Regions from separate parts of the Homo sapiens genome. Here region 2 is linked to region 1. A link is a loop called in an ENCODE intact Hi-C map of the cell type or tissue named here. Cell type or tissue: ascending aorta. All regions are shown on one strand. Links, peaks and the distances in the headings refer to the core of each region. The heading gives the core; the rest is flanking DNA.

Region 1 (15,400 bases), core at 1-8,000:
TGAAGCAAAGATTCCTGATCTTCCCCTTCTGGGCTAAGTACCATGTTCCTGGGTTTGCCCCCAAACATTTCACAGAATAAAGATGCTGCCTCTTTCGGAAATCTAAAGGGGCTTATAGATGGGAAGCCGACCCTACCCCATGGACCAGGCTTGAACTGAACAGTGACCTCCTCCCAACTCTGAGGCCTGCGTGAAGGATCAGGCTCCTGTTCAACTGAACACGTGGACCTGCAAATGGCCCTGAACACGGGGCTAGGATTTGATTCAAAATGGGCCTCATCTCCTGCCCAGAACCAGGACCCCACTATGGCCTCATCTTCATCAGCTAATGTCCTGGACCCACAGTTGCTTCCATTGTCAGTCCTGTTATCTACCTCATCTTCAGCCTCAAACCAAGACCCAACAATGGCCCCTTCCTCATTTTCTGGCTTGGACTCACAGGTGGCCACAGTTCCAGTTTCCTTAATGGCTTTGTCTCTAGACCAGAACCAGGACTCAACAATCATCTCTTCATCATCCTCTGGCTTGGATACACAGCATGGTCCTGCTTCTTCACTGACTTCTTTTCCATCCCAGAACCAGGACCCAAAAATGGTTTCCTCTTCAGTCTCTGACTCCATTTCCTCTACTGCCTGAGATCCAGCCTGTATACTGGCTTCTTCTTCAGGCCAGAACCAGGACCCAACAGTGATTTCTTCCTCCTCAGTCCCAGGCTTTGACTCAAAGCCGACTCCTGCCACTGCCTCCGGACTGGCCTCTTCTTCCCAGAACCAGGACCCAATAATGACTTCTTCCTCTTCAGCTTTAGGACTGGATTTGCTGCAAGACCCAGCCTCTCTTCTAATGGTCTCTTCTCTGGCCCCAAACCAGGACCCAACAATACCTTCTTTCTCAGCTGCTAGCCTGTCTTCTTCTCTAGTCTCAGCAGCTGGCTCTAGTCTGTCCTCTTCTCCAGCCCAGAACCAAGAACCAATAATGTCCCCCTCCTCAGCTTCTGGCCTGGACTCTTCTCTGTCAGTAGCCTCTGAAATGGCTTCATCTTCTTTCCAGAACCAGGAATTGATTATGGTCTCCTCTTCAGTCAGTAACTTGGCCTTTTCTCCAGTCCCATCTATATTACTCTCTTCTGTAGCCCATAACCAGGACCCTATAATGGCCTCTGGCTTTGTGTATTTTCTGGACCAGAACCACGAATTGACAATGTCCTCTTCCTCCTCTGGCCTAGACTTCCAACTTCCTCCACCGGCAGGATACATACAGGGTTCTTTTTCTGCCCAGAAGCAAGACTTATTATTGGTCTCCTCAGCCCCTGCCATAAATCTGCATCTGACACCAGTCCCATGCTTCATACTGACCTCTTCTTTGGCTCCAAAACATGGTATCATGGCCTCTTCCTTGTCCTCCAGGCTAGACTTGCTGTTGACATCACCCTCCACACAAGCTTCTACTCTGGTCCAAAACCAGGACCCAATAATGGGCTCCTCCTCCTCAGCCCCTTGCATGGTGTCACAGCTAGTTTCAGCCCTACAATCCATATAGGTCTGGTTTTCAGCCCAAAACCAGGACCCGAATATTGTCTCTTCTTCAGCTCCTGGCCTGGCCTCTTCTCCGATTCCAGCCTCTATATCAACTTGTTCTCCAGACCAAAACCAGGGACCAATGACCTCTTCTTCCTCAGACCTTGTCCTGGACTCACAGCTGACCCCAACACCAGATTCCACACTGGCCGCATCAATGACCCAGAACCACGACCCAAAAATGGTCTCTTCCTCAGCCTCTTGGTTGACCTCTTCACCAGCCCAGAACCAGGAACCAATAATGACCTGTTCATCATCAGCTGCTAGTATAGATTCAGAGGTGGCCTCAGCCCCAGTTTTCATACTGGTCTTTTCCCTAGCCCCAAATAAGGAATCACCAATACGCTCCCCATCAGTCCTTGGTCTGGATTTACTGCTAGCCCCAGTCCCCATACTGGCCTCTTCTTCAGTCCAGAACCAACTCCCAATTATGGACTCATCCTCCACTTGTAGACTGGACTCTATGCTGGCTTCATCTGCCATGCTGGACTCGTCTGTAGCCCAGAACCAGGTCCCAATGAGGGCTTCCTCCTCTGACCTGGCTTCTTGCTTGGCCCTGGCTCGGGCCTTGGTTTTGGCCTCTTCCTTTGTCATTGCTCTGGCCCTGGCCTCTTTCTTGATCATGGGCCTTGAAAAGGTATTAGCATTTTCTTCAGGCCAGAAACAGGACTCTTTTTTAATTACATCTATAGACCCAGGCATGAAATCAATGCAAGCTTCTCGCTTGGCCCTGTGCCTGGCCCTGTTATTGGCCTCCTTCCCAGCTCTCATTTTGGACCTGAATTTGGCCTCCTTTCCAGCCCCAAACCAGGACTCCAAATGGTCTTCATGCTCAGATCCAGAACTTGATTCAACATAGACTTCTTTCTTAGACCTAAACCTGGACCTGCTATTGGGATCTTCCCTGGGCCCAGACCAGGTATTGGTTTTATCTCTGGCCCAGAACCAGGGTGTCTTAACAGACTCATCCTCAGAACCAGAACTAGATGCAATATAGAGCTCCTGGTTAGTTTGGGACCTAGACATGGTATTAGCCTCTTGATTGGCCATGTGCATGGATCTGTTACTGTCTTTTACCCTATTCCCAGGATGAAATTTTGCAGTGACCTCATCTCCACTCCAGAACAAGGAACTCACAGATTTGTCTACCCATTTGAAATCAGAATTAGGAGAGGCTTCTTGTTTGGATGTAGGCCTAGGACAGCACCAGGACCCCATATTGGTCTCCTCCTTTGACCTAAAAGAAGGCTGGAATCCTGCTTGGTAATGGGCCTTCCTTCTAGGAAAGCTCTCAGTGTCTGTATTAACCAGTTCTCTATCCTCAGACAGGTACTTTGTTTTAGCAACCAAGACAGAATCAGTACTGACAAGTGGAGAGGCTATGATATTGGTCTGGGAGTTTCTCTCTGTCTTAGACAATCTTTCAGCACCAAACCTGGGCTGAGCCCACATCTGGGCTTCTTCCTTAAATCGTGAAACAGGTATTGCCTTGGCCTTACTCTTAGGGCGTGCCCCACCCACTGCACTTGTCTCAACTTTGGTGCTTGCTCCAGGCATAACCTTGGACTTATTCTTGGGCCTTGCCCCAGGCATTATCTGGGCCTGGGTCCTAACCTTGGGTCTGACCACCAGAGGGACATCATTCTCTATCTCAGCCCCACCTACAACCTCTTCCCCAGGCTTCTTTTCAGGCTTGACCTGGGCACCAGACTCAATCTCTGCCCCAGTCATGGTACAAGTTACAAAGAAAGTCCAGTACTATACTCCTCCCCCAGTCTAAACCTCAACCACAGATCTGTCACAGGTTTGTTTCTTCACACTCTGATCTTTAGGTGATTGAGGATATAAGCTTGGAAACAAGAGTTAGAGTCAATATCCAGTCCAGTAGTCACTCAGCCTCCTTCCCAAACACAGTCTCAGTCAGTAATTCAATAATACAGATAGAGTGTAGAACAGGCACAACCAAGCTTGAGGAAGACAGAGATTTCCTGGATGGGTGCAGACCCGTTGAGGGTGGTTGTCAGCAGCAACCCCACCACCAGCAGAGCAGCCACTGGAGGTGGATCTAGGGAGAGAGAATGAAATGGGGCTTTGAGTCTCTTCCAATTATGTCATCCCATGCAGAGACATATGCAGTGAGACTGATGTTGAATGCTAGGTGGGACAGCTGGGCTTTGAGAAAGTCTCTCTGGACCGGCTGCCTCCTATTAAACAGGTCCAACAATGGTGGGAAAGTGTGTCGGCAATGGGAGGGGCCAAGAAGTCCCCAGATTGGACCCTAAGCACTCCCGGACCCATGCTGGTCTCCACTACCCCGCCCAAAAGTATACCCACTCTCATACCAACCTTCACTTATGTGGTGCAGTTTCCCCCTCCTTTTCTTGTTCAAGTAGTGTCAAGCCCCACAGCTGACAGAAGGGGGTCCTACAGACAAGTAAACATACAGGAGAGAATGGAGAATGGTAGATAGGCAAGCACTCTGGCTCCTGTGACAAATATCTGTCTTCCCATTCAAGGGTTCAATGTATCTATGGTTTCCTGTGTCCTGGTCCCTGCTCTCAGGTCTTTCTGAGTCACAACACAACCTACACCTATCTCATGTCCCCTGCAAGAAATAAAAAGGATGCTGGCACTGTGCAAATCCAGCAGAGTAGAAGTGGGTCTGCACCCACTGGTCTCAAAGCCACCTGCCATGCTCTCTTTCTCCAACTGTCCCCTGAATTGCCCCCTCCCCCTTCTCACCAACCTCCAGAGGTGTGAGCCAGTCTCCTCCTCCTTGCCTTTCTTGCAGAACTGGCCAGCCTTAAAGCAGGCCTATGGACAAACAGATGAAAAAGTAAGACAGGAAATGAGGGGTGGCAGTAAAGCCCTTGGTAGAGAGACCAACGCTAAGGATAAGAATCCCCATATTATTGATATCTGTCTTTCAACATTCGGGGTTTTGCTGGTGGAATATTCTCGTTTTGTTTAGGCCCTGCTTCAAGGTTCTAGAGATAACAACTCCTTCTCTTGACGTCATACTCTTCTCATTACTCCCTTCTCCAATTCTGAGGATTCACCACTAGGTGCGCCACATCCCCTTGCTCTGCGCAGCAGAAAATGGGGGAAGGGCGCCACATATTCTAGAAAACAGGTCGTGAATTGGTACTTGTCAGTATGTCTCCCTCATCACCCCTACCTCCAAAGCTCACCCTTTCAAGCCCCCAGTTTAGGACGGTGGGGGAGGCAGATGGGGATGGAAGGTGGGGGAAGCGCCTGGAACACCATTAGAGAGGGGAAGATTAAGAGGTGCTCCTGGATGCCTGACCTGCTCTGGTCGCAGTCCCCCACCCCGATTCGGTTCTCCAGTGTTTGGCACCCACCCCACATCCCCACACACCTCCAGAAATCCAGGGAATATTCGTGCTCCTCCTTTATTTCAAGCCTCTCCTCTACAGATGCTCACTGTGTCCTGTCAGAATACGCCAGACCTACCGCGCAGACAGACTTTGACATCAACCTGGAGTCTGTGGGAAGGGACAGCACCCAGGACACGGGGCCCCACAGGCCCCTTTCCGGAATCAGGGCCCGGAGCAGCGAACGCGACCCACCTCCCACGGGCTAGGCACAGAGCTGGGACGCTGGCCCACGAGGGCCCCCCCAGGCGCCCCCCAACTGCCTCCCGGGCGCCCCCCAACACGGCTCCCGTTTGGCCATTTCTCCCGCAGGAGCCTCCCCCACAGCCGTCTCTCGGTACCGAAACCGTCGAGGGCTGCGCGCGGGCGCCTGCAAAGCTGGCTGGGAAGCGGTCAGCGCGGTTCTCCTCCAGACGATCTGACGGTGCCTCTGGAGCCAGCCCCTCAGCCCTTGGTCCGGCCTGGCCCGCACCAGTCACCGCCTCCCCATAGCCAGGGATCTCGGGCACTGCGCACCTCTCTCTAGCGCCCGGCTCCGAACGGATCGTCTCCTCGTTGCCAGGCTGTCAGGGTCCGGGGGGCAGGTTGCCAGCCGGTCCACCCTGGCGGACCACCCCCACACCACGGCCCCCCACCTCACGCACCCCTACTTGCCTTCAGAGGCCCAGAGCCCAGGTCATCGGCCTCCCCCTCCTCTCTTCAGCTCTCCTCTGGCTGCTCTTCAGTTGGATTCCCACCGCTTTCCCAGCGATCCGAATGGCAAAGACGAGTCCCGCCCCCCACGCCTCTGCACCAAACTGGGCAGGGGCTGCGCAGGATGCGGCAAGAACCGCTCTCCGCGAGGGTGTCGGGAAGGGGGGCGGAGGGATACGGCGCGAAAGTGCAGGACGCCCCCCCTCACAGAACCACCATAGTTCCGACCCAGAGGTGGGCGGGGCCAGGACGAGCCCCAGCCGGGGCCTGCGGGTTGGCACCAGGCTGCCTCAGGAGGACCCCGCGGACCCTAACGTGGCGACGACCACCACATTTCTGGCGCTGCTATAATATATGGCACCGGCGGGCGGCTGCGGGGCCGGGCGGAGGACAGGATCGCGAGGTCGCGAAGAGCCGCGCTGGAGGGAGCAGCGGATGGATACCAAACCGTCCCTTGGTGTGTCTGCACCCCCGCCCCAACCGCCCCCCTATAAGGACTGCTGGGTGTTTGCCCTCTCCCCCTCCCTAGTCTGCTCACCCTCCTTCCTGGATGTTAATGGGAGAGGGGGTGTCAGCACTGCAGTGTGGGAGGGGAGAGGCGATTTCAGTCCAGACAGGCCCGGGGTTCTAGGGTGGTCGTCCTGTGCGTTTCTTTCCCAGCTTCGTGGAGCCACGCAGGGGAGGAAGGTACACCTGCTCTTAAGTGAACTCCGGGGCAGGGGGCTCCCATCAAGGACTCACCACTGCCCCTCTTCTAAAAGAAGGTAGACCTAGACCTCTAACCCTAGGAAACCAACCACTGGTCTGCACCAGACTCATTTCTTTCTGCCACACCGCTGTTTCTCATTTCAAATGGTGGCTCACGTTGGCATTGCACCGTCCCCACAGTTGCCCCCAAAAGAGGACCTTTCCCTGTCAGGACCCGCAGGAGGTCATAACAGTCCTCTCTCTTTGATGCCGCCAGGTAGGGATGGTCCTGGCTTCTCTTCGGTTCCCTGTCAAGTCTTCTCTTGCCATGATATTTGGCAGTGTGGAAATGTGGCTGGTATCAAACCAGCTTGGATCTCCGCCACCTGCCACAACTACCTATTGTTTCAGCAGTCATTCTCAGGAGAGGATCCCACCGTGCACCCCCCTCCCCGAGACAAAGCAACCTGGCTCATTTGAATCCTCTTCTTTCACCCCCACATCCGTCCTCTACTCTTGAGCCCCTCCTTTCCCTGCTTCCTGCATGGGACAGACAGAGCAATGTGGTTAAACACCAAGTTGATGTTGTTACTGTTGTCCATTTGAAAACTCATTTAGACACTACCCTCATTGTGTTTGGCAGGTAACGGTCCCCTAAAGATGTCCATGTCCTGTTCTCCAGAACATGTACCATTTTATATTACCTGACAAAGGATCATTAAGATTGCTATTCAGCTGAGTTTAATTTAAGATTATTCTGGGTTATCTTGGCCAATGTAATTGCAAGGGTACTTTAGATGTGGAAGGCAGGGACTCCATGTCAGATTGAAGCAGCATAGAAAGTCTACACTGGTCATCGTTGGCTTTGAAGATGGAAGGAAGCCAAGATCCAAGAAATACAGGCTGTCTCCAGAACCTGGAAAAGACAAAGAAACAGATTCTTCCCTAGAAATGCCAGAGGGATAGCTCCTCTGGCAACATCTTGATTTTAGTGTGGTGAAGCCCTTTGAAGATTTCCAACCTTCCAGGACTGTAAGATAATAATAAATTGGTATTATTTTAAGCCATTCCATGTATGGTAACTGGTTACAGGGTAGCAGCACCAGACCTATCTGGTTTAACTTTTATATAACAAAGTTGTGCATTGTCTTTCAGTTGCCGGGGACCCTCAGATCATGTTACCTGAGCATCCTCAGATGAACCAAGCATGCAATCAGAGGGAGAATGTAAGTGTTTTGAATTAGGACCAGGGCTGAATTAAGAAGTGGACACTGGATGGCAGGATCCAGTCAGATCATGCCTCTCAGCATCACCTCATTGTAAGATCCAAAGCCATCAGGATATACCCTTAATACCCAATGCTTATGAAAACCTGACCCAGCCCCCATCTCAGGGAGACATTATTTTGGGAAGTATCCCTGGTGGTCTCATTACTTCGTTACAAGTAATAAATCCCCTTACTAAATCCTTGCTGTGATCATGGGGTTGATGTCAAACGACTGAACCCACCCACTGTGTTGGTTGGTAACAATAGCAGGAGTAGGAACAGAATACACTCACCATCCTGATGAATTCTATTCCCATTGCCTTTCTTTACCTGTGCTTCAGTCTCTGAGAAATATTTTAGGGCTCATCTCACCAATACAGCCACCAATCCCCTTTACTGTTTTATAATTATGTCCAAAATCACATTTGCACAAGCTTCTGTGGTAATTCTGCAGGTGCTAGGATCTTTATTCCAAGATATTTACTGACAGAGGAATGGTTCTACCAAAAGCTGACAAATTTTACTGTGTGAGACTTTAAAATGTGTGTTGGACAATTTGTTGTCAGTACTCTTAGAAAACATGGTCTTGTATTGGTTAGTATGTATTGAAGTGATAAAGGCCCTACTTTAAGCTTTTCATATGTTAGCTTTGTATGGGTATGTATCAAATAGATTATTATTTTTAAAACCTTTGAGCAAATAAAAGATTGAAATAAGATACTCTGACTGCTAAGCACTATTTATTTCCTCCTATAATTGATTCTAGTTCAATAAATTGCAACAGTCATCTTTCTACTCCTCAGTGCCTACACTAGCACCTGTGTAACCCTGACTTACCACTGAAATCTAAATGTCAGAGCCAAATAATCCATAAGCATTAAGTCCATGATACAGATGCAACTGTGCTCACTCATCATACTCACTGTTTTCTTCCAAATCCCACCCACCACCCCCAAGCATGCTCATGAACTTGCACACCAGCCTATCACTTGCCTGTTCTCCTCTTGTCTGTCTCAATCACCATGGTCATGGACTTGTTTTTGCCTATTTAGTTTTACTTGCCTCTATACTGTCCTTTATGGGCCTCAAGCAAAGCTTCCTTCTGAGACTTCTCTTTTGGTCGAGGCTGAGCCAAACCCTGTGTTTTCTTATAATGTATCCCCTTCTTCTATCTCAAAGTTTCAAAGGTTGTACACAGAAATTAAAGTCCCCTGTAGTCAGGAATAACTAGGCTGAGGTTGGTCTGGTGAACTATATGGTGAAATTGGCCCAACAGATGTCTATTTTCAGTGTAGCCTGAAAATGCTATGGGAAAGATCTCAGCCTGTCTCTACTTCTTGAGACAGGGTACATTTGCAGAACTGGTGGGGAGGCCTGGCCCAAGAATATTTTCAGGTCATATTTGGGGTGGGGTCTACTTCAAGAGAATTAATCTTGAAGAAAAACCAAGTCACGCACAAGGACCCTAGCCCATGAACAATGCCTTGCCATTAGGGAAGTATAGATATTCTAATAGCAACACTGAAATTATTATAGAACTCCTATTTGTGCCTATTCCAACACAAACCCTCAACTGTATATCTGTCATAGCAAAGGCAGGTTTATACATATCCAGGAAATAACTGTCTTTAAGTAAACTCTGTAATGCTCCAGTGTAAGGAACCCATTAATAAAGCATAACCTAAAGAGAGGAAAATATCCTCCTTTCTAACATGGATTTAAACTTTTGACTACTACTCAGATCTGACATCATGAAAACCCTGTGTATAGGTGGAGTTAGGAAATTAGAGAGAACAGTTAATTAGAGGACATTAAATGCCTGGCAATACAGCTTAGAATGGCAGCAACAACTGGAAGAATCACAGGAAAACCCCAAAAATTCAGGACATAGGAAATACCCCTTGAGGATTTTTAGAACTATAGGAGCTGGCAAGGAGAGCTAATTAGCTTTACAGGGAGAAGAAAACCTGAATTTCCACAATGTCAATAAATATTAGAAATTAATGGAATGTCAAATTGCTTTCTATAATAGAAAAAATAATGAGAAAACTACACTACCTTTTGTTGTTGTTTCTCATTAACTAACCATCACTTCCTGCCTCATCATGATAGGGCCTCACCACAGCCTGCATCCAGCCAGCAAATGAGAAAAAGGAGAATAGAAGTAGTTGATTTCCTTCTTAAAATCCATGGTGAGGAAATGCTCACATCATTTCCACTCACATTCCATTGATGGGACTTGATATGGTTTGACTGTGTCCCCACCCAAGTCTCAACTCGAATTGTAACTCCCAGAATTCCCACATGTTGTGAGAGGGACCCAGGGGGAGGTAATTGAATCATGGGGGCCAGTCTTTCCAGTGCTATTCTCATGATAGTGAATAAGTCTCACAAAATCTGATGGGTTTATCAGGGGGTTCTATTTTTGCTTCTTCCTCATTTTTATATTGTCACTGCCATGTAAGAAGTGCCTTTTACCTCCTGCCATGATTCTGAGGCCTCCCCAGCCATGTGGAACTGTAAGTCCAATTAAACCTCTTTTTCTTCCCAGTCTCGGGTATGTCTTTATCAGCAGCGTGAAAACAAACTAATACAGTAAATTGGTACCGGTAGAGTGGGGTGTTGCTCAAAAGACACCCCAAAATATGGAAGCGACTTTGAAACTGGGTAACAGGCAGAGGTTGGAACAGGGCTCAGAAGAAGACAGGAAAATGTGGGAAAGTTTGGAACTTCCTAGACACTTGTTGAATGGCTTTGCCCAAAATGTTGATAGTGATATGGAAAATAAAATTCAGGCTGAGGTGGTCTCAGATGGAGATGAGGGACTTGTTGGGAACTGGAGCAAAGGTGACGCTTGTTATGTTTTGGCAAAGAGACTGGCAGCATTTTGCCCCTGCCCTAGAGATTTGTAGAACTTTGAACTTCAGAGAGATGATTTAAGGTATCTGGCAGAAGAAATTTCTAAGCAGCAAAGCATTCAAGAGGTAACTTGGATGCTGTTAAAGGCATTCAGTTTTATAAGAGAAGCAGAGCATAAAAGTTTGGAAAATTTGCAGGCTGACTATGCGATAAGAAAGAAAAACCCATTTTATGGGAAGAAATTCAAGCCAGCTGCAGAAATTTGCATAAGTAGCAAGCAGCCTAATGTTAATCCCCAAGACCATGGGAAAAATGTCTCCAGGCCATGTCGGAGAACTTCCCAGTAGTCCCTCCCATCACAGGCCTGGAGGCCCAGGAGGAAAAGTGTTCTTGTGGGCTGGGCACAAGGCCCCCATGCTGTGTGCAGCCTGGGCACTTGGTGCCCTGTGTCCCAGCTGCTCCAGCTGTGGCTGAAAGGGGCCAACATACAGCTTGGGCTGTGGCTTCAGAGGGTGGAAGCCGCAAGCCTTGGCAGCTTCCACGTGGTGTTGAGCATGCAGGTGTACAGAAGTCAAGAACTGAGGTTTGGGAACCTCTGCCTATATTTCAGAAGATGTAAGAAACGCTTGGATGCCCAGGTAAAAGTTTGCTGCAGGGGTGGGGCCCTCATGGAGAACCTCTGCTAGGGCAGTGCAGAAGGGAAATGTGGGGTCAGAACCCTCACACAGAGTCCCTACTGAGGCACCACCTAGTGGAGCTGTGAGAAGAGGGCCACCATCCTCCAGACCCCAGAATGATAGATCCACTGACGGCTTGCACTGTGTGCGTGGAAAAGCCACAGATAATGCCAACCCATGTAAGCAGCCAGGAGGGAGGCTGTACCCTGCAAAGCCACAGGGCAGAGCTGCCCAAGACTGTGGGAACCCACTTTTTGCATCTGCATGACCTGGATGTGAGACCTAGAGTTGAAGGAGATCATTTTGGAGCTTTAAAATTTGACTGCCCCACTGGATTTCAGACTTGCATGGGCCCTGTAACCCCTTTGTTTTGGCCAATTTCTCCCATTTGGAATGGTTGTATTTACCCAATACCTACACCCCCGTTTTATCCAGGAAGTAACTAGATTGATTTTGATTTTACAAGCTCATAGGCAGAAGGGACTTGCCTTGTCTCATATGAGACTTTGGACTGTGGACTTTTGGGTTGATGCTGAAATGAGTTAAGACTTTGGGGGATTGCTGGGAAGACATAATTGGTTTTAAAATGTGAGGAAATGAGATTTGGAGGGGCCAGGGGTGAAATGATATGGTTTGGCCATGTCCCCACCAAAATCTCAACTCGAATTGTATCTCCCAGAATTCCCACGTGTTATGGTAAGGACCCAGAGGGAGGTAATTGAATCAGGGATTGGTCTCTCCCGTGTTATTCTTGTGATAGTGAATAAGACTCACAAAATCTTATGGGCTTATCAGGGGTTTCTGATTTTGTTTCTTCCTCATTTTTCTCTTGCTCCCGCTGTGTAAGAAGTGCCTTTTACCTCCTGCCATAATTCTGAGGCCTCCTGAGCCATGTGGAACTGTAAGTCCAATTAAACCTCTTTTTGTTCCCAGTTTCGGGTACATCTTTATCAGCAGCATGAAAACAAACTAATAGAGGACGCAATCACCATTTATTAAAAATCTTGTCCGTTCTCTATATGTGGTGGTGGTAATGAGAGAACCAGATATCCACAGATAAAAGAATAAAGTTGTCTCAGCAAACTAAAAATAGAGGAGAACTTCCTCAACTTGATAAAGGATATTTACCAAAAACCTACAGCTAACATCATACTTAATGGTGAGAAACTTGATTTATCAGTAAGATCAGGAATGAGGCAGATATTTTCCCTTTCACCACTGCTTTTCTACATCATAATGGAAGTCCTAGCTAATGCAATAAAGACAAGAAAAAAGAAATTAAAGTTATACTGACTGGGAAGAAAGAAAACTGTTTTCATGTGCAGATGAAATGACTGTGTATGTACAAAATCTGAAAGAACTGACAACAACAAAAAAACTTCTGGAACTGATAAGTAATTATGGCAACGTTGCAGGATACAAGATTAATATATTTTAAAAATGACTTTCCTAAATACGAGCAATGAGAAAGTAGAATTTGTAGTTTAAAAATGATAACATTTACATTAGCACCTAAAAATGAAACACTTAGGTATAAATCTAGCAGAATATGCACAATATCTATATGAGTGAAACTATGAAACACTGATGAAGGAAATAAAATAACTAAATAAATGCAGAGATATTCCATGTACATGGATAGGAGGATTCAATATTGTCAAGATATTAATTCTTCCAAATTTAATCTATAAATTCAGTGCGATCCCAACCAAAATTGCAGCAAGTTGTTTTGTAAGTACTGACAAACTGATTCTAAAGTTTATATGGAGAGGCAAAAGGCCCATAGTAGCTGACACACTATTGGAGAAGAACAAAGTTGGACCAACACTACCCAACTTTAAAAATTACTATAAAGCTATAGTAATCAAAACAGTGTGGTATCAATGAAAGGACAGGCGAATAAATGCAACAGAACAGAGAGCCCAGAAACAGACCCATGTAAATATGGCCAACTGATCTTTAACAAAGGAGCAAAGGCAATACAACAGAGAAAAGAGAGTCTTTTCAATAAATTATACTGAAACAACTCAACACCCACATGCAAAAAAAATCTAGACACAGACTCTACACATGTCACAAAATTAACTCAAAATGGCTAACAGAACTAAAAGTAAAATGCAAAACTACAGCTCCTAGATGGTTACATTTTCTAAAAGTCTAGATTACCTTGTGTAGGGTGACAATTCTCTAAATATAATACCAAAGGTATGATTCACAAAATAAGGTATTGGTTAGCGGGACTTCATTAAAAGTAAAAACTTCTACTCTGAGAAAGGCACTGTTATCTGAGAAGATAAGCCACAAACCAGGAGAAAATATTTGCAAAAGACATATGTGATAAAGAACTGTTATCTATAATATATGAAGAACTCTTAAAACCCAACAATACGAAAACAAACAGGATTAAAAAATGGGCTAAGGACCTTAACAGACACCTCACCTAAGAAGATATACAGATGGCAAATAAACATATGAAAAGATGCTCCACATTGTATGTCATCAGGAGAATGCAAATTAAAACAACAGTGAGATACCATTATACACTTAATACAATGGTCAACATGTAGGACACTGACACCACCAAGTGCTGCAAAGGAGGTAGAGCAACAGAAACTTATTTAGTGCTGGTAGGAATGCAACATGGTATAGCCACTTTGGAAGATGGTCATGGTTTCTTAGAAAACTAAATATACTCTTAGCAAATAATACCGAAGTGGAACTCCTTGGTATTCATGCAAGTGAGTTGAAAACGTATGTCCACACAAAAACTTGCACATGGATGTTTCTAGCAGCTTCATTTATAATTGCCAATAATTGGAAGTAACCAAGATGTCCTCTACTAGATTAACATAAACTGCGGCATATCCAGAAAATGGAATACTATCCACCACTAAAAATAAATGAGCTATCAAGCCATGAAAAGATCTGGATGAAACTTAAATGCATATTACTAAGTAAAAAAAGCCTTGTAAAAAGGCTACATACTGTTCATCTTGCAGTTCCAGTGGATACAATATTTTTCTTCCTACCTATTTTGGGGACTTGGTTAATCTATTGAAGTATCATACCATGGAAGGGAGATTTCACTGCATATAACTTACATGATTATGTAATATAATGAATATTTTGCTGAAATAAAAAATAAGCTAGACTCCTCTTCATACCATATGTAATATTTAATTCCAAATAGATTAAAGACATAAATATAAGAGCTAAAAGTATCACGCTCTTAGAATAGAGATATGGTTTGGCTGTGTCCCCATCCAAAATCTCATCGTGAATTGTAACCTGCATAACCCCTATAATCCTCATGCGTCAAGGGCAGGACCAGGTGGAAGTAATTAGATCATGAGAGCAGCTTCCCCCATGCTGTTCTCGTGATAATGAGTGAGCCTCACAAGATCTGGTGGTTTTGTAAGTGTCTGGCATTTACCCTGCTTGCACTAACTCCATACTGCCACCCTGTGAAGAAGGTGCCTGCTTCTCCTTTGCCTTCCGCCATGATTGTAAGTTTCCTGAGGCCTCCCCAGCAATGTGAAACTGTAAGTCAATTAAACTTCTTTCCTTTATGAATTAACCAGTCTTCGGTGTTTCTTCATAGCAGTGTGAGAGCGGACTAATAGAAATACATAGGGGTAAACCTTCATGACCTTAGATTTGGCAATGGTTTCTTGGATATAATACCAAAAGCAAGATTAAGAAAAGAAAAAAAATAGATTAAATGGACTTCATCAAAAAATTTTACCCATGACTAAAACACCAAAAGCAATGGCAACAAAAGCCAAAATTGACAAATGGGATTTAATTAAACTAAAGAGCTTCTGCACAGCAAAATAAACTATCATCAGAGTGAACAGGCAGCCTAAAGAATGGGAGAAAATTTTTGCAATCTATCCATCTGAAAAAGGGCTAATATCGAGAATCTACAAAGAACTTAAACAAATTTACAAGAAAAAAACAACCCCATCAAAAAGGCAAAGGATATGAACAGACACTTCTCAAAAGAAGACAGTTATGCAGCCAACAAACATATGAAAACATATTTAAAAAAAGCTCATCATCACCGGTCATTAGAGAAATGCAAATCAAAACCACAATGAGATACTATCTCATGCCAGTTAGAATGGCAATCATTAAAAAGTCAGGAAACAACAGATGCTGGAAAGGATGTGGAGAAATAGGAACGCTTTTACACTGCTGGTGGGAGTGTAAATTAGTTCAACCATCGTGGAAGATAGTGTGGCG
Region 2 (15,400 bases), core at 1-8,000, 500 kb after region 1:
CTTCTATGACACTGAAAAATATCCACACATATATAGAAACGACTGTTCTAGAAATTTCAAAATTTGATATTAGTATGAAAATTTTATGTACACAGAAGTTCAATCAACATCATCTATGATAATGAACACTACAAACAACCCAAACATCTATAAATATGAAAATGAATATGTGTGTACAATAGCAAAGACTTGGGACCAACCCAATGCCCATCAATGATAGACTGGATAAAGAAAATGTGGCACATATACACCATGGAATACTATGCAGCTATATAAAAGATGAGTTCATGTCCTTTGCAGGGACATGGATGAAGCTGGAAACCATCATTCTCAGCAAACTAACACAGGAACAGAAAAACAAACACCACATGTTCTCACTCATAAGTGGGAGTTGAACAATGAGAACATATGGGCACAGAGAGGGGAACATCACACACTGGGGCCTGTCTGGGGGTGGGGGGGCAAGGGAAGGGATAGCATTAGGAGAAATACCTAATGTAGATGATGAGTTGATGGGTGCGGCAAATCACTCCATGGCACATGTATACTTATGTAACAAACCTGCATATTCTGCGCATGTATCCCAGAACTTAAAGTATAATAATAATAATAATAATAATAATAATAATAATAATAATAAGAAGAAGAAGAAGAAGAAGAAGAAGAAGAAGAAGAAGAAGAAGAAGAAGAAAATGAATATGTGTGTATTATCTTTGTTTTTGAAGGGAGATATTTGGACTGATTTAGAGTAAAATGTGAATAGTATATTTCCTGTAGCGGGGATAAAACTGATATTATCCTTCTACCTTACCTGTGTTTTCTAATTTTGCTGAGGGCTTTTTCTGGTACCTTGGGAACTTGCTCAGCCCAGGTGTAGGACAACTTAAAAGTGCCAGAGATTTTAACATCCTCAGCGTGACATCCACCAATAGAGGGCCAAGTCTGTAGAAAAATACCCCAACTTCTCATCACTAGTTAGGATAATTCTGAGGAGCACTCTAAATCATTTCTGAGACTTGGAGGGTCCCCAGCAGATTTGAGCCAGTTGCCTTTTGGTCTTGTCAGGATCTGGTGCTGTATTTAAAACAACTTTTCCATTCTATTATATAAAAAATAACATGCTAAGTTCTATTTTTAATGGTTTAATGTCTTTTATGCAAACATTTAGTGTCTATTTTTAAGTGTATGAGAATGATAAGGCACTTCATTGTTTTTGAAAATAGTCAATTATCCCGATACAATTTCTTCAATCTAACCTTTCCCCACTGATTCAAAATATTTCAATGCATTTACTAGCATTTTTTCCATATTTGGGTTTGATAATTGAATTTCTTTTCTGGTTCATTTGTTCTAAATTTATTCTGGTACACTATTATCTTAACATTGTAATTTCACAATACTTTTTAAACTTTTATTTTAAGTTCAGGAATACATGTGCAGCTTTGTTATATAGGTAAACTGATCCTCTCCCTCCTCCCATCCTCCACCCTCCTGTAGGCCCCAGTGTTGTTCCCCTCTATGTGTCCATCACAATACATTTTCATCTGTCAGGGTAGCTTCCCCAAATTATTGTCCTGAATCATCAGGGCTAGGTGTTATTGTAAATTGTGGTTACACTAATACAATTTAGAGGAGATCATCAGTTTGTCACAGGTTCTCAAGACATGAAAATCCACCAGAGAGGCTCTATTAGACTCAATGCATCATTTCACGGAAGGACATGTAGAGATCCTTCACGAGAAAATCACTTCTTTCCTTCTTTCCTTCCTCTTTTCTTTTCTTTTCTTCTTCCTTTCTTTCTCTTTCTTTCTTTCTTTCCTTCTTTCTTTCTTTCCTTCTTTCTTTCTTGACAGAGTCTCACTCTATCGCCCAGGCTTGGTGTGCAATGGTGCTACCTCGGCTCACTACAACCTCTGCCGCCCAGGTTCAAGCAATTCTCCTGCCTCAGCCTCCCGAGTAGCTGGGATTACAGGCGCCTGCCACCACGCCCAGCTACTTTTTGTATTTTTAGTAGAGACGGGGTTTCACCATCTTGGCCAGGCTGGTCTTGAACTACTGACCCCGTGATCCACCCACCTCGGCCTCCCAAAGTGCTAGGATCACAGGCACGAGCCACCGCTCCCGGCCTTATTTCAAAGTCCTTAAAGGAGGCAGGGGAATGCTTTCTGGAAGGTTTATATTTATAATATGATTCAGCAGGAGAAACAGATTGCCATGTTTTTACAACTCGAATCCTGTTTTTTCAACTGAAAATAATTGTATTGTCTAGTTATAAAAACAACAACAAAATGAATGCATGCTGATGAAAAATAAAAGGAACCCCCTTCCCAAATAAACAAACAAAAAGGAAAGTAGTTGAAGTGAAAAAAAAATTTGAATACCACTTCCTGCCTATTTTCCAGACTTCCTAGCCTCTCGCTCCCCACCCCTTCTCCGGGTTCCAATCTGGGACCAAGCCCTACAAGACTGTTAGGGCTTTACTTGCTGGACGTGAAGGGGAGAGAAGTGTGCGTTTAGGTGTATAGAAGAGGAAGAAGCGATTTTTTAAAAGCTCCAGCAGAAACCAGAGCAAGCCAAATACAAAATATTATGACCCGTTTGGTCGTGGGGATCGCTAAATAAAAAAATAGAGGGGTGGATAGTAGCCTGTGGTAGTGGTGGAGAAAGCACGAATGAAGAGAAAGGTGGCCCCGCCCACAGTCCCGCCCCCACCCTCCTGCCGCACTGCGGGTGTGAATGGTAATTGGAAATCTGAGCTCACAGTGACGTGACCCTTAGGAGACCCAGAGCCAATGCGTGGATTAGTCCCTCCTCCTAGTTGCAGTCTGGTAGTTGTCGCTGGCCGTGTGACGGCTCGCTGTTGCCCTGAAGGCAGGCGAGCCAGCTGCCCAGGAAAGGTGGAAAGTGGTAGAAGCTGACCCCTGAGCCCTGGCAGGTAGGTGGCGCTGACCGGTGTGTGAGCAGCAGAGGGCAAAGACCAGAGCGGGTCTAGGACTGGATACACACCCTTTCCAGATACACACCCGTTTAGTGCGAGAAATGGAGCGGTTGGGGAGAGGATCTCCCGAGGGGGCTGGATTGAGAATGGGTACCATTTGAGATCTCCTAGGAGGCCGGCCATCGGGCAATGTCTGATGGAGTCCAGCCGGTGGAGGAGACTGAAAGGAAACAGCCTGCTTCCTGCAGGTCCGCGGGAGGGAGGTACAGCCGGCAACCAAGGGTTGGGGAGGGCGGACCCTGCCAAGGTTTTAGGCCTGCCTTCTAGGTATCTTTTCTTCACCCTCTACCCATTTAGAGCTGGAAATGATAGGCTGCGGGGGCCGAGGAGAGGAATTGCTGCAGAGGAGGGGGACAGAGATTAGGTCTGGAAAGCAGGTCCCTATTGCGGCAGTTGAGCGGGCGAGCTTCTGACTGAGGGACAGAGGCGAGGAGCGAGAAACTGTTTTTGGTCTCAGCAGGTCGGTCGGTGTAAGCGTGGGCGCTACCTGTAGATCCTGGAGTGAGAATGACAAAGCGCAGAGACCGCAGCAGGTCCTAGTTTTCAATGCCCACATACCTCTTCACTCATCGTCCATCTTGATGCATAAAATGGTGGGCATGGGAGTGGGGATCGGGTGGAGAGAGGGCCTGATGGATATCTAGATTGAAATTCTTTGTGAATAAACTACGTATTCATTCAGCAAGCTCTTCTAACTCCCCCGCCAGGCAAGTTGCCTGCGTTGCAGAAAGGGTAACTAGATGACAGGTAAGAGGAAACAGTAGAGATGGGCGCCTAAAGAAGAGGTTAAAACGTTTTGGAAATAATCATCTTTGATGCCTATTTCTGGAAGGTGGGATAGCCTGTCACAGGGTGGGAAAAGAAGCCGTGAGACAGGATGGAGGAGAAACAGAAGGTGCTAATACTAGGAGAACCCTAAATCAACTCCCATTACCGGTCCTTTGATTAAAAGATCAGTCCTGGTAATTGTCACATTTGTCTGCAGGTCTTTAAGTGCGTTTGTGCAGCCGATTTCAAGGCTAAGAGAGAAAGACTGCCTCTGATCCCTGAAGGTAGGAGGTTGCCTGGGGCCCTCTGGTGTAGGGGTATCAAGGATCAGAGCAGAATCTGGGTGACTCACAGCCCTTCCTGCCCGAGTTGAGTGCAGGAGAAACTTAGGAGAGTCTTCATAAAATGACAGCCTGTATCTGATGAGGGAAGAAGGGAGTAGAGGGGCGAGATCTGGGGCGCTCCTGGAGAGCTTATTAGGATCCCAGGGAGGTGAAGTCTGGTCTCTCTATGATCGTCCCCCTCCGCTAAGTCGTCTTGCATTTTGGCGGTAGGAGTGGCCTGGGGAAGGGATTTTCAGGGAAAATGATGGGCTTTGGGGCAGCGCTGGGTCTGGGGCGCCCCCTACAGGGTTCATAAAGTTTCTCAGGTGGGAAAACCTTTGCCAAACAGAGCTCTGAATCCTATCAAGCATTCATTCCCTCTTCTTGCTTTTTATCTTCTAGGAAGAAAAAAAAAAAAAAAACAGGAAAAAAACTCAACATGGAAAATGTCCCCAAGGAAAACAAAGTTGTGGAGAAGGCCCCAGTGCAGAATGAAGCCCCCGCTTTAGGAGGTGGTGAATACCAGGAGCCTGGAGGAAATGTTAAAGGGGTTTGGGCTCCACCTGCCCCGGGTTTTGGAGAGGATGTGCCCAATAGGCTTGTCGATAACATTGATATGATAGATGGAGATGGAGATGATATGGAACGGTTCATGGAGGAGATGAGAGAGCTAAGGAGGAAAATTAGGGAACTTCAGTTGAGGTACAGTCTGCGCATTCTTATAGGGGACCCTCCTCACCATGATCATCATGATGAGTTTTGCCTTATGCCTTGAATCTTGAGGTTAATAATCATAAAATCCCTGCTTTCTAAATTCGCATTTTTCCTGGTGTACCTTTAATGTGAACCTTTTGGCATTCTTCTGCAATTTTCTGATTGGAGATTGCATTTTGACCTAGTCTGTAAGTTTTTCTGTCAGAAGAGGACTTTCATCAACTTTCATGGAAAGATGTTTATTGCATACTGTAAAGTTAATAAAGCAATTTAAAAGCAGTCTACAGATAGACTATTTCATTTAGATGTGTACGTATGCACACTATATATAATATATATGAAATATATATATATATATATATATATATATATATATATATATATGAATGAATGAAAACCAGAATGTGCTTTTTCTATGTTGTATAGTTACTGGTACTTTTAAATTTCTTTATTTTTTTCTTGGTTATCCACTTTTTCTCACTTTTCCAAAATGAATACATGTGTTTCCTATGTTTCAGGGAAAAAAAAAGTAAGAAGCAAGGAACTTGCCAATCAACTTATATAGGAAATGGGGGCAATTAATAAACACTTGAAACACAGTTTAAAGACATATAAATCTTATATTACCTATGGATCTCTCATTTAGAAACATGTACCTGATAATTACAGGTACGTTACATTATAAATGCCTTAGACGGCTGCTGTGGGAATCAAATGAGGTGATGACTGAGCTCTGTGTCTTGCTCTATTTATACATGCAAGGCTCCAGCCCTCTAAGTGCCCTTCATATTTAGGGAAGATTCCAAGGAGAGTGCCTATCAGCAAGTCCAGTTGATTTCCAGGTGAGTACGGGTTCAAAATCCATTATCCGAAATGCTTGGGACTAGCATTTCAGATTTCAGATTTCTGGGGTTTTTTTTCTGTTTTTGAAGCATTTGCATGTACATAAAGAGCTGTCTTGAGGATGAAACCCAACTCTAAACATGAAATTTATTTAATTTTATATACACCTCAAACACATAGCCTGAAGGTAATTTTATACAATATTTTTAATAATTTTGTGTGTGAAACAAAGTTTGCGTATATGAAGTCAGGTGTGGAATTTTCCATTTGTAGCATCATGTCATGTTCAAAAAGCCTTGGATTTTGGAGCACTTCGATTTTGGATTTTTGGATTAGGGATGCTCAACTGTAAATGCTTTTCTATTCATCTGCTACTCTGGCTTTCTTTCCTGCATAATACCATAACTATTAGGCACATCTTCCTCTTCTCTTGCGTTTTGCTCCCTCCACTGGCTTCTACCACTGCAGATGTACTGGACTTCTAAAGATGACAAAGACCCACCGATTTCTCTGGAACCTTCAGTAATCCGAATCCCCATTTTGCCTTTTCAAAAATGTATAGAGTGTCCCTCCCTGCTTTAGAGTTATAATTAAACCAGGCAGATACTTCACCAACACTGCTTATAAATGCAAGCAGCCCTTTATGGTTTTCTCCCACTTCCTTCCTCATCCCCTTCTCCCAGACAAATTTGAGTGACACTCATGATAGTGTGCTCAGAATTGGACTATCTCTTCCATCCTCTGATGAATATAGCTTAGTCTCCTTGACTATCAATTTTCTGTGCAGACATTGCTACAGGTTTCATTCTGCACATACACAGGAGTTGTAGGGATAATTTTATGTTCCCAAGACTGTTCTGGTTCACACCACCCTGACCTCAGGAGTCCCCAGTAGTCTACACTAACTTACACGGATCCAGATACGTTTCCCTCTTCCTTTGCTTTGAGATTTCTGTGCCAAATAAACCCGTAATTACAGATTGATGGGAAATAATGGCAGGAACTGGGGATCTGGTAGGTGAATCCCAATTTTAAAACATTGTTCACAGTCATCACTGTTCCCCACTAAACTGTGTCCTTCTCACAGTAAATATTTTGTCTCATTTATACTGGTACCCTTAGTGTTTAGTACAGGGCCTGATAAGTTGTAGGGCACAACAGTTAATTATAGCTGAGTTGAATCCTGCAATCTGGACCCAGGGTTGCTTCTGATTATTTATGGGCAAGTGCTTCTTTTCCCTACACACTGTAGCTTGCAATTAAAAAGGAACACAGCAGAAGAAGCATTATACGCCAATTTCCAAAAAAAATGCACTTATCATAACATTATATATGTCAGTGTTTATCAGCATGTGCTATATAGACCAGCTGCATCAAAATTGCCTGAAGAACTGGCTAAAAATTCAGAAAAAAATGTGTTTCAGTCCATACTCACTGTACCATAGTTAATCAGACATCTCTGGACTTACATAAATTAAAGTGGAGGCCCCAGCTTTAGTCAATCTCAGACACCCCTCTCCCCACCTTATATTTTATAGAAATGGGTGGTTAGTTGATTGGTAGATCTGAGACCTGTGAAAACACTACATAGAATTTAATTAATCTATATACATCAGGCATTATTTTCCCATCAGACGGTGCCCTTCTTAAAGAGACAACTACTTTTTATTTTTTAATGCTATTGTCTTTACTGCATAAGTTCTCAATCCTTGCTTCAGATTTGAAATACCTGAGGATACTTTAAAGTGGAGCTCAGTACCCAATTCCAACCAGTTGAGTCAGACTCATTAAAAGTGAGACCAACAGATCCTTAGTGTGAAAGATCCCGTGGTGATTCCGATGTAGAGTAGAGTTGAGAAGTGAGTGAAATTTGTGGCTAAAATATCTTTGGCTTATTTTCTCTGTACTATCCCTGATTGTGTTACCCTAAGCAGGTTAATTTGTTTATATAGAATTTATATCTTGTGAAAGAAATACCCTAGGGGAGGAATTATACCCCCAAATCACAAAAACATCCTTTTAAGAAAATATTTGCCAGTGTTCGTCCAGCTTCGCTAGCCTATCAAATACTTCAGAATTCCACTTGGAGCTTGTTTAAAATACATAATTCTGGCACCATCCAAAATCCACTCTTTGGCAATGGTACTCAGGTAGCTACATTGTTAACAATCTTTAGGTGATTCTGATGCACATTAGAGTTTGTTGGATCACTTGTGCGTACATTTTTATCCAGATTATGTTAAAAACAAACCAATAAAATAACTAAAATAAAATATAAATGTTCGCCCAAATTCAGGGAAAGGAGTAGCAAGGAGAAGATGTATATGGGCACAAAAAATAATATAAAAAGCTAAAATAAAAATTTTAAAACATTAAATCATAAAGGGAAAGATTGACATTCACCATGTAAAAAATATTAAATCTTCTGCAAAGTAAAGCAAGACTGTAAATAAAGTTCAAGGAACTTCAAGGAATTTCAGTTAGAAAGGAATATGTTCACTAAATCAATTATACCATGGTGACTATAGTTAATAACATAATATTGTCTACTTGAAGTTGCTAGGAGAGTAGACTTTAAGTGTTCTCACCACAAAAATTGATTAGTATGTGAGTTAATGCATGTATTATATTGCTTAATTCAGTACTTCCACAATGTATAAGGATATGAAAACATCATTTTGTGCACCATAAATATATACAATTTTTACTTCTCAACTAAAAACGTAAATTAAAATAGAAGATGAGACGAAGAGCAAAGGCAGCCATCAGCAAGCCAAAAAGAAAGGCCTCAGGAGAAACCAAGCCTGCTGACACCATGATCTTGAACTTCCAGCCTCCAGAACTGTGAAAAATAAACTTCTACTATTTAAACCACCCAGTATGTGGCATTTTGTTATAGCAGTCCTAGTAGACTGATAGAAGATATAACACATATTGGTGGTTATCAAGGACTAGGGGAGACAGTAACGATCAAAAACTGCTTTGTGGGTGAGGGGTTTTACTTTGGGGTGATGGAAATGGTTTGGAACTAGATAGAGGTGGTAGTTGCACAACATTGTGAATGTGGTAAATGTCATTGCATTGTTCACTTTAAAGTAGTTAAGTTTTCGGATATTTTTAATTGTGGAAAAATATACATAATATAAAGTTTACACCTCAGCCATTTGTAAATGTACAATTTATTGGTATTAAGTACATTCATTCTGTTTTAGAATCATCACCGGCATTCATCTCCAGAAATTTTGTGTCATTACAAACTGAAACCCTGTACTCATAAACAATAACTTCCTAGTCCCCATTTTCCTCTCCCTATGTCCCCTGGTAACCACTGTTCTACTTTCTGTCTATATGAATTTGACTTTTCTAGGTATCTCATATAAATGGAATCATACAGTATGTGCCCTTTGATGTCCGGCTTCTTTCACCTAGTATAATGTTTTTAAGGTTCACTAATTTTTTAGCATGTAGCAGAACTTTATTCCTTTCTAAAGCTGACTAATATTCTTTTGTATGTACATATAACATATTGTTAATCCACTCATCTCTTGATGTACACTTGGCTTGCTTCCACCTTTTAGCTGCTGTTGATAATACTGCTAGGAACACGGGTGTATAAATACCTGTTCCAGAGTCTGCTTTCAATTATTTTTGGCATATACCCAGAAATGAAATATAGTGATTTTATGTTAATTTTTTGAAGAAAGGCCATAATGTTTTCCCTAGTGGCTGTATAATTTTACATTCCTACCAGCAGTGTGTGAGGGTTCTAATTTCTCCACACCCTACTTGCCTTAGTCCATTTCGTGTTGCTAAAACAGAATACCTGAGGATGGGTAATTTATAAAGAAAAGAGGTTTATTTAGCTCATGGTTTTGTGGGCTGGGAAATATAAGAAGCATGGCACCCACATCTGCTCTTCCTCTATTGTAAGCCATGAATTAGATCAAAACATTGCAGAGAAGTTCAAAGGGAAAGCAGAGATGTGCAAAGAGATAAAACACAAGGAGTGTCCTGGCTTTACAACAACCCACTTTCCAGGGAACTAACCCATTCCAGTGATAACTAATCCAGTCTCATCAGAGTGTAAACTCACTAACTACCTCCAGAGTAGCACCAAGCCATTCATGAGTGATCCATCCCCATGATCCAGACATCTACCACTAGGCCTCATGTTCCAACACCACCACAATGGGGATGAAATATCAACATATATTTTGGTGGGAACAAACTTAGACCATAGCACTCACCAATGCTTATTTTTTTGATAACAATGATCCTAATGGGCATGAAGTGGTATCTCACTGGGCTTTTGATTTACATTTCCTTAATGATTAGTGATGTTGGGCATCTTTTCATGTGCTTATTGGCCACTTGTATATCTTTGGAGAAATGTTGATTCAATTTATTTGCCCATTCTTAAATTGGGTTCTATGTGGTTTTTTTTGTTGTTGTCACTGACTTATGAAAGTTTTAAAATATGTTCTGGATTTTAATCCCTCTTCAGATATAGACCTGCAAATATTTCCTTTTGTCCTGTAAGTTGCATTTTCATTCTCTTGACACTGTCCTGTGATGCACAAAAGTGTTAAATATTGATCAATTTCTATTTTTTTTTACCTATACTTTGTGTGTCATATTGAAGAAGCAACAGCCAAGACCAATGTCATCAAGCTTTCTCCTATTTTTCTCTAAGGTTTTCATAGTTTTAGATTTTACATTAAGGTCTTTAATCAACTTTTAGTTAATTTTTATAAATGATATGAGATAATAGTACAAGTTCATTCTTTTGCATGAGAATATCCAACTTTTCCAGTATCATTTGTGGAAAAGACTACCTTTTCTCCATTGAACGGAAAACAACTGTAATGAAAAACTTGTTAGAGCAGCTCAATAATGAGTCTGAAGTGAACGAAGAGAGAATCAGTGAGCTTGAGGATAGATAAATGAAGATTATGAGTATAAGGAACAAAAAAACAAAGAAAAATGGAGAAAAATATAGAGACATTAGAGAACCATGGCACACCATCAAGCGTACAAGCATAGGCACGAAGGGAATTCCATAAAGAGGGGAAAAAGAAAAGTTTCAGGAAAATGTATTTGAAGAAATAATGACAAAATACTTTTTGAACTTGATGGAAAGCACGAATCTACAGCTGACTTTTTATCAGAAATCATGGAGGCCAGAAGACAGTAAGATGACATTTTCAGAAAGTTGAAGGAAAAAGACTTAACTAACACTTCTTAGTCTGGAAACTCTCCTTAAAACTTTAAGGATAAATTAAGACACTCTCAAATAACAAACAGTGAGTAATTTTTAATCAGCAGCACTGTCCTACAATAAATACCAATGAGTCTTTCATGCTGAAATTAGAAAACACTAAATGGTAACATGAATCCACATGAAGAAATAAAGAACACTAGTAAGGTAACTAAATAGGTAAATATAAAAGACAGTGTGGTAGACAGAATAGTGGGTTTCCAAAAGTTATGCATGTCCAAACCCCTGGAACCTGTGAATGTTACTTTTTATGCCAAAAAGAGACTTTGAAGATGTTATTAGGTATCTTGAGATGTTATTAAGTGTCTTAATTATCCTGAATTATCTAGGTGGGCCCTAAATGCAATCACAAGTGTTCTTATAAGGAGACACAGGGAAATTTGACACAAAGGAGAAAGAAAGGTATGTGATGATGGAAGCAGAGAGACATTTGAAGATACTATGCTGCTGGCTTTTAAGATGAATGAAGGGGACGTAAGCCAAGGAATACAAGAAATTCAGCTCCAGAAGTTGAAAAAAATAAGGCAGTGGATACCTGCTGACTCTGGTTAAAACCCCATGAAGGCATTTTAATTTCTTACTTCTAGCATTGTAAGAGAATAAGTTTTTCCTATTTTAAGCCACTAAGTTTGTGGTAATTGTTACAGCAACAATAGGAAATAAATACAAATAGTTATAAACGTATATTTGTCTGTAACTCATTTTTCTCTTATTAGATTAGAAAGAAAACTTGATAAAACAATAATTACAAAACAGATATAATGGCTAAGATGTAATTTCTATGACACTCTTCCTAAATCACAAAGGAGGAAAGAGGAAATGGAGATAGTTTTGCATCCCATTAAAATTATTGATACAAATTCACTTGTTTTAAATTAATATACTAATTTTAATCCCTAGGCCAACTACACAAGAAAATTATTCAAAAACTTTGTACAAGAAAAAGGAGAATTAAAATGGTAGGCCAAAAAAATATCCTTTTAAAAGTAATTCAATAATGGAGAAATAGAGGAACAAAAACACACAACAAATGGAAAACAAATAGCAAAACAGCAAATGTAAATATCACCTTATCATTATTGCATTAAATATAAGTTGATTAAACACTTCAGTCAAAAGGCAGAAAGTAGCAGAATGGGTAAAAAAAAAAAAGCATGATACAACTATACACTATCTAAAAGAGAATATATTTAAATAAGCAAATAAAATTAATGTGAAAGGATGGAAAATATATACTATGCAAAGAATAACCAAAAGAGTCAGATGAAAAAGACATTAAGACAAAAAATGTTATCGTAGAATAAAAACGTGTTATATAACAAGTCCTATCCTTCAGGACTATACAAAAATTATAAACATATATGAACATAAAACAGATTTCCAAAATACATAAAGCAAAAACTTACAGAATAGAAGGAAAAAATTAGAAGAGAATCAAGATAATTTAACAATAGTAATTGGAGACTTCAAAACCACACATTCAAAAATAAATGAAACAAATAAGAATATCAACAAGGAAACAGAAGACTTAAACAAAACTACAAAACCAACTGGAATAACAGACATGTATAGAACACTCCAAACAGCATAAGCATACACATTCTTGTCAAGCACCCATGGAACATTTTCCTGGAAAGACTACATAATAAATAATAAAATCCTATATACACTTAAAAGTATTGAAATTATAAAAATAATATTCCATGATCATAATGGAATTAAATTTGTAATCAACAACATAAAGAAATTCAAAAACCCTGCAAATATGTGGAAATTAAACAATGTACTTCAATTCAACCTGAAATATCATGAGAGAAATTGGAAAATACTTTAAAAACAAAAAAAAACCCCACAACACATCAAAAGTTATGGGATATAGTTAAGCAGCATTTAGATGGAAATGTGTAACAGTAAATGTTTACTTTGAAAAGATGAAAATCCCATATCAGTAAACTTTCATCTTAAAAAGCTACAGAAAGAAGAGCAACTTAAATCAAAGAAATCAGAAGGAAGGGAATAGTAACCACTAGAGTGGAAATAAATGAATTACAGAATAGAACATCAATGAAACTAAAAGTTTGTTCTTTGAAAATATATATAAAACCTGACAAAACTTTAGCTACACTCACCAATAAAAAATGATGAAGACTGAAACTATTAAAATCAGGAATAAAAGAGGGGTCATCATTAGCAACTCTACAGATATATAAAAAAAGATTATAAGGTAATACTATTAACAACTGCATGACAAAAAAATGAGACAAGGTAGATGAATGGGATGAATTCCAAAAAAGACACAACCTACCCAATTGACTTAAAAAGAAATAGAAACACAAGTAACATCATTAAAAATGGTAGTGTATGGAACTCCGGAACTCCATAATGAGCAATTAGTGAGCTGGCAAAAACTGCTACCATCAGCTTTCTCAGAACTCTGGAATCCAGTCAAAAAATTATAACAATGAGAGGAAAATTTGGTGAAGAATAAAAGCTGCTAATTTGTGGTAAGAAAGAAATTTTCAATTGCCTATCTACCATTCTCTATGCCCCAGATTAGCAGTGATCTGTTGATGATAGCCCACTATCCTGGTTTAGATAGCTAGTACCAGTGGTAGGAATTTGGACCGTATTCTCATAGAAGTGTGGTATGGCTATCAGCCTGCCTGGCAGCACTTTCATCACTAAGGCTTCTTTCATTACACCAGACTGGGAGGACTCCCAGGGCTTGGGCTGCATTGGCTCTCCAGTTGGCTTTTGCCAGAAGCATTTAAAATCACAGGTATTGACCAAAGAAGTCTGGAGCAAAGGACAACACTCAGAATAAGCAATGAACAGACCGAGAAGCCTGAGAAGGAAGAGTTAGGGAAACAAGATATGTGGAAGAACAAGCATTTTAAAAAACCCTTTATATATACTGGAAAATCAAGAAGGCCATGTGTATGCCAAGGGTGGGACACATACTCAGAAAAGACCAGAGAAAATGCAAGCATTCAACTTCATTGAATTTGAGCTTCAGGCTCTGCATAAGAAAAATGCAAAGCATTAAAAAGGTACTCCAACTCAGAGTTCATCTGCAAAGACTGGGAAATTTGTTTTGTTTTGTTTTGTTTTTGAGATGGAGCCTCACTCTCTAGCCCAAGCTGGAGTACAGTGGCATGATATCCGCTCACTGCAACCTTCGCCTCTGGGGCTCAAGTGATTCTCCTGTCTCAGCCTCCCAAGTAGCTGGGACTAGAGACGTGCGCCACCACACCTGGTAAATTTTTTTGTATTTTTAGTAGAGACGGGGTTTCACCATGTTGCCCTGGGTGGTCTTGAACTCCTGAGCCCAGGCGATCCACCTGCCTCGGCCTCCCCAAGTGCTGGGATTACAGGTGTGAGCCACCGCGCCAGGCCAGGAAATTATTTTTTTATTTATTGTTTTTCTTTTGTTGGCTTTAGGTACTTAGAGTAACGGCATCCAAACACCAGCTGATTAATAAGCTAATAAAACACAGACTTCAGTGGCCACACATGACAAAGAATACATAATTTGCTAAAATACTTTAAAAAGTCACTAAGTAAACAATAACCCACGAGAGAGTAACAACAAAACCCAAGGAAGAGGGAAAATCTAATTTCCAGAGTCAACATATTAGAATCAAAATATACAGATTTCAACAAAACTTTGTGAGGCATATAAGGAAATAAGAAAACATAGCCCATACACAGGAAAGAAATAATTAGATACTATCATGAAAAAGCCCGTGTATTAGAATATCTAGAAAATATTTTTAATCAACTGTCTTATATATGCTCGAAGAACTAAAGGAAATCGTAAACAAAGGACTAAAGAAAAAGAGAAGAATGTCTCAGCAAATACACAATATCAGTAAAGATGTAAAAATACAAAGAGATGTAGAAATTATAAAATAAATAGAAATTCTTTATTTGAAAAGTACAATAACTAAAAGTCACTAGAGGGGTACAACAGTAGGTTTGGGCAGGCAAAAGAATCAGTGAACTTAAAATAGGTCAATTGAGATTATTCAGTCCGAGGAGCAGAAAAATAAAAGTAATGTGAAAAATGAACAGAGCACACCTATGCATGATGGGGGTTCAACAAGGAGAGAAACAGAATAGAGAAGAAAGAATTTTCAAAGGAAAAATGACTGCAAATTACTCAAACTTGAGGAAAGACACTAATCGATGTATCCAAGAAGTTCAATACACTCCAAACAGGATAATCTGAAAGAGATCCAAACAAAAACATGTTATAAGTATCTTGTCAAAACCCAAATATATGACACTACACTGTAGTGACAAGAATATTAAAAATTTTCTAGTTCTTTGGGTTCAGTGGTGGTTTCACAAATGTGAAAGAGAAAAACAATGGAAGGAAAGTAAACAGTTATTAGCAATTTTCTAGTTCTTTGGGTTTAGTGGTGGTTTCACAAATGTGAAAGAGAAAAACAATGGAACGAAAGTAAACAGTGG

The links. Hi-C counts contacts between places; a loop is a spot of excess contacts. Peaks named below come from ENCODE experiments on the same cell type or tissue, not always from the same donor. Only the 100,000 strongest peaks of a DNase experiment are listed, where the experiment ranks them.
Region 2: it touches region 1 in a loop (4-fold over the local background); 4 of 110 quality-filtered maps call a loop at or near these places.

Annotation. Positions count from the first base shown.
Region 1 is chrX:102,641,822-102,657,221 of GRCh38, reverse strand. The region is part of intron 4 of ARMCX5-GPRASP2 (ARMCX5-GPRASP2 readthrough); the gene reads right to left. GPRASP1 (G protein-coupled receptor associated sorting protein 1) reads right to left here and starts at 5,739. Exons shown (of 6, transcript NM_001184727.2): 1 at 5,627-5,739; 2 at 5,489-5,535; 3 at 4,957-5,047; 4 at 4,324-4,391; 5 at 3,924-4,001; 6 at 1-3,642. The coding sequence starts at 3,308. In ascending aorta, for the core only: a CTCF peak has its summit at 4,641; DNase peaks (open chromatin) are centred at 4,681 and 5,771; H3K4me3 peaks cover 2,224 bases; H3K27ac peaks cover 1,640 bases; H3K27me3 peaks cover 323 bases.
Region 2 is chrX:102,143,394-102,158,793 of GRCh38, reverse strand. It overlaps BEX5 (brain expressed X-linked 5), which reads left to right and starts at 2,817. Exons shown (of 3, transcript NM_001012978.3): 1 at 2,817-2,935; 2 at 3,984-4,050; 3 at 4,492-5,082. The coding sequence starts at 4,529. The coding sequence ends at 4,864. It overlaps LOC105373299 (a long non-coding RNA gene), which reads right to left. Exons shown (of 3, transcript XR_007068283.1): 3 at 14,829-15,151. RefSeq lists an enhancer at 2,861-3,000. In ascending aorta, for the core only: a CTCF peak has its summit at 4,392 (motif pointing left); DNase peaks (open chromatin) are centred at 2,803 and 4,093; H3K4me3 peaks cover 2,217 bases; H3K27ac peaks cover 1,625 bases.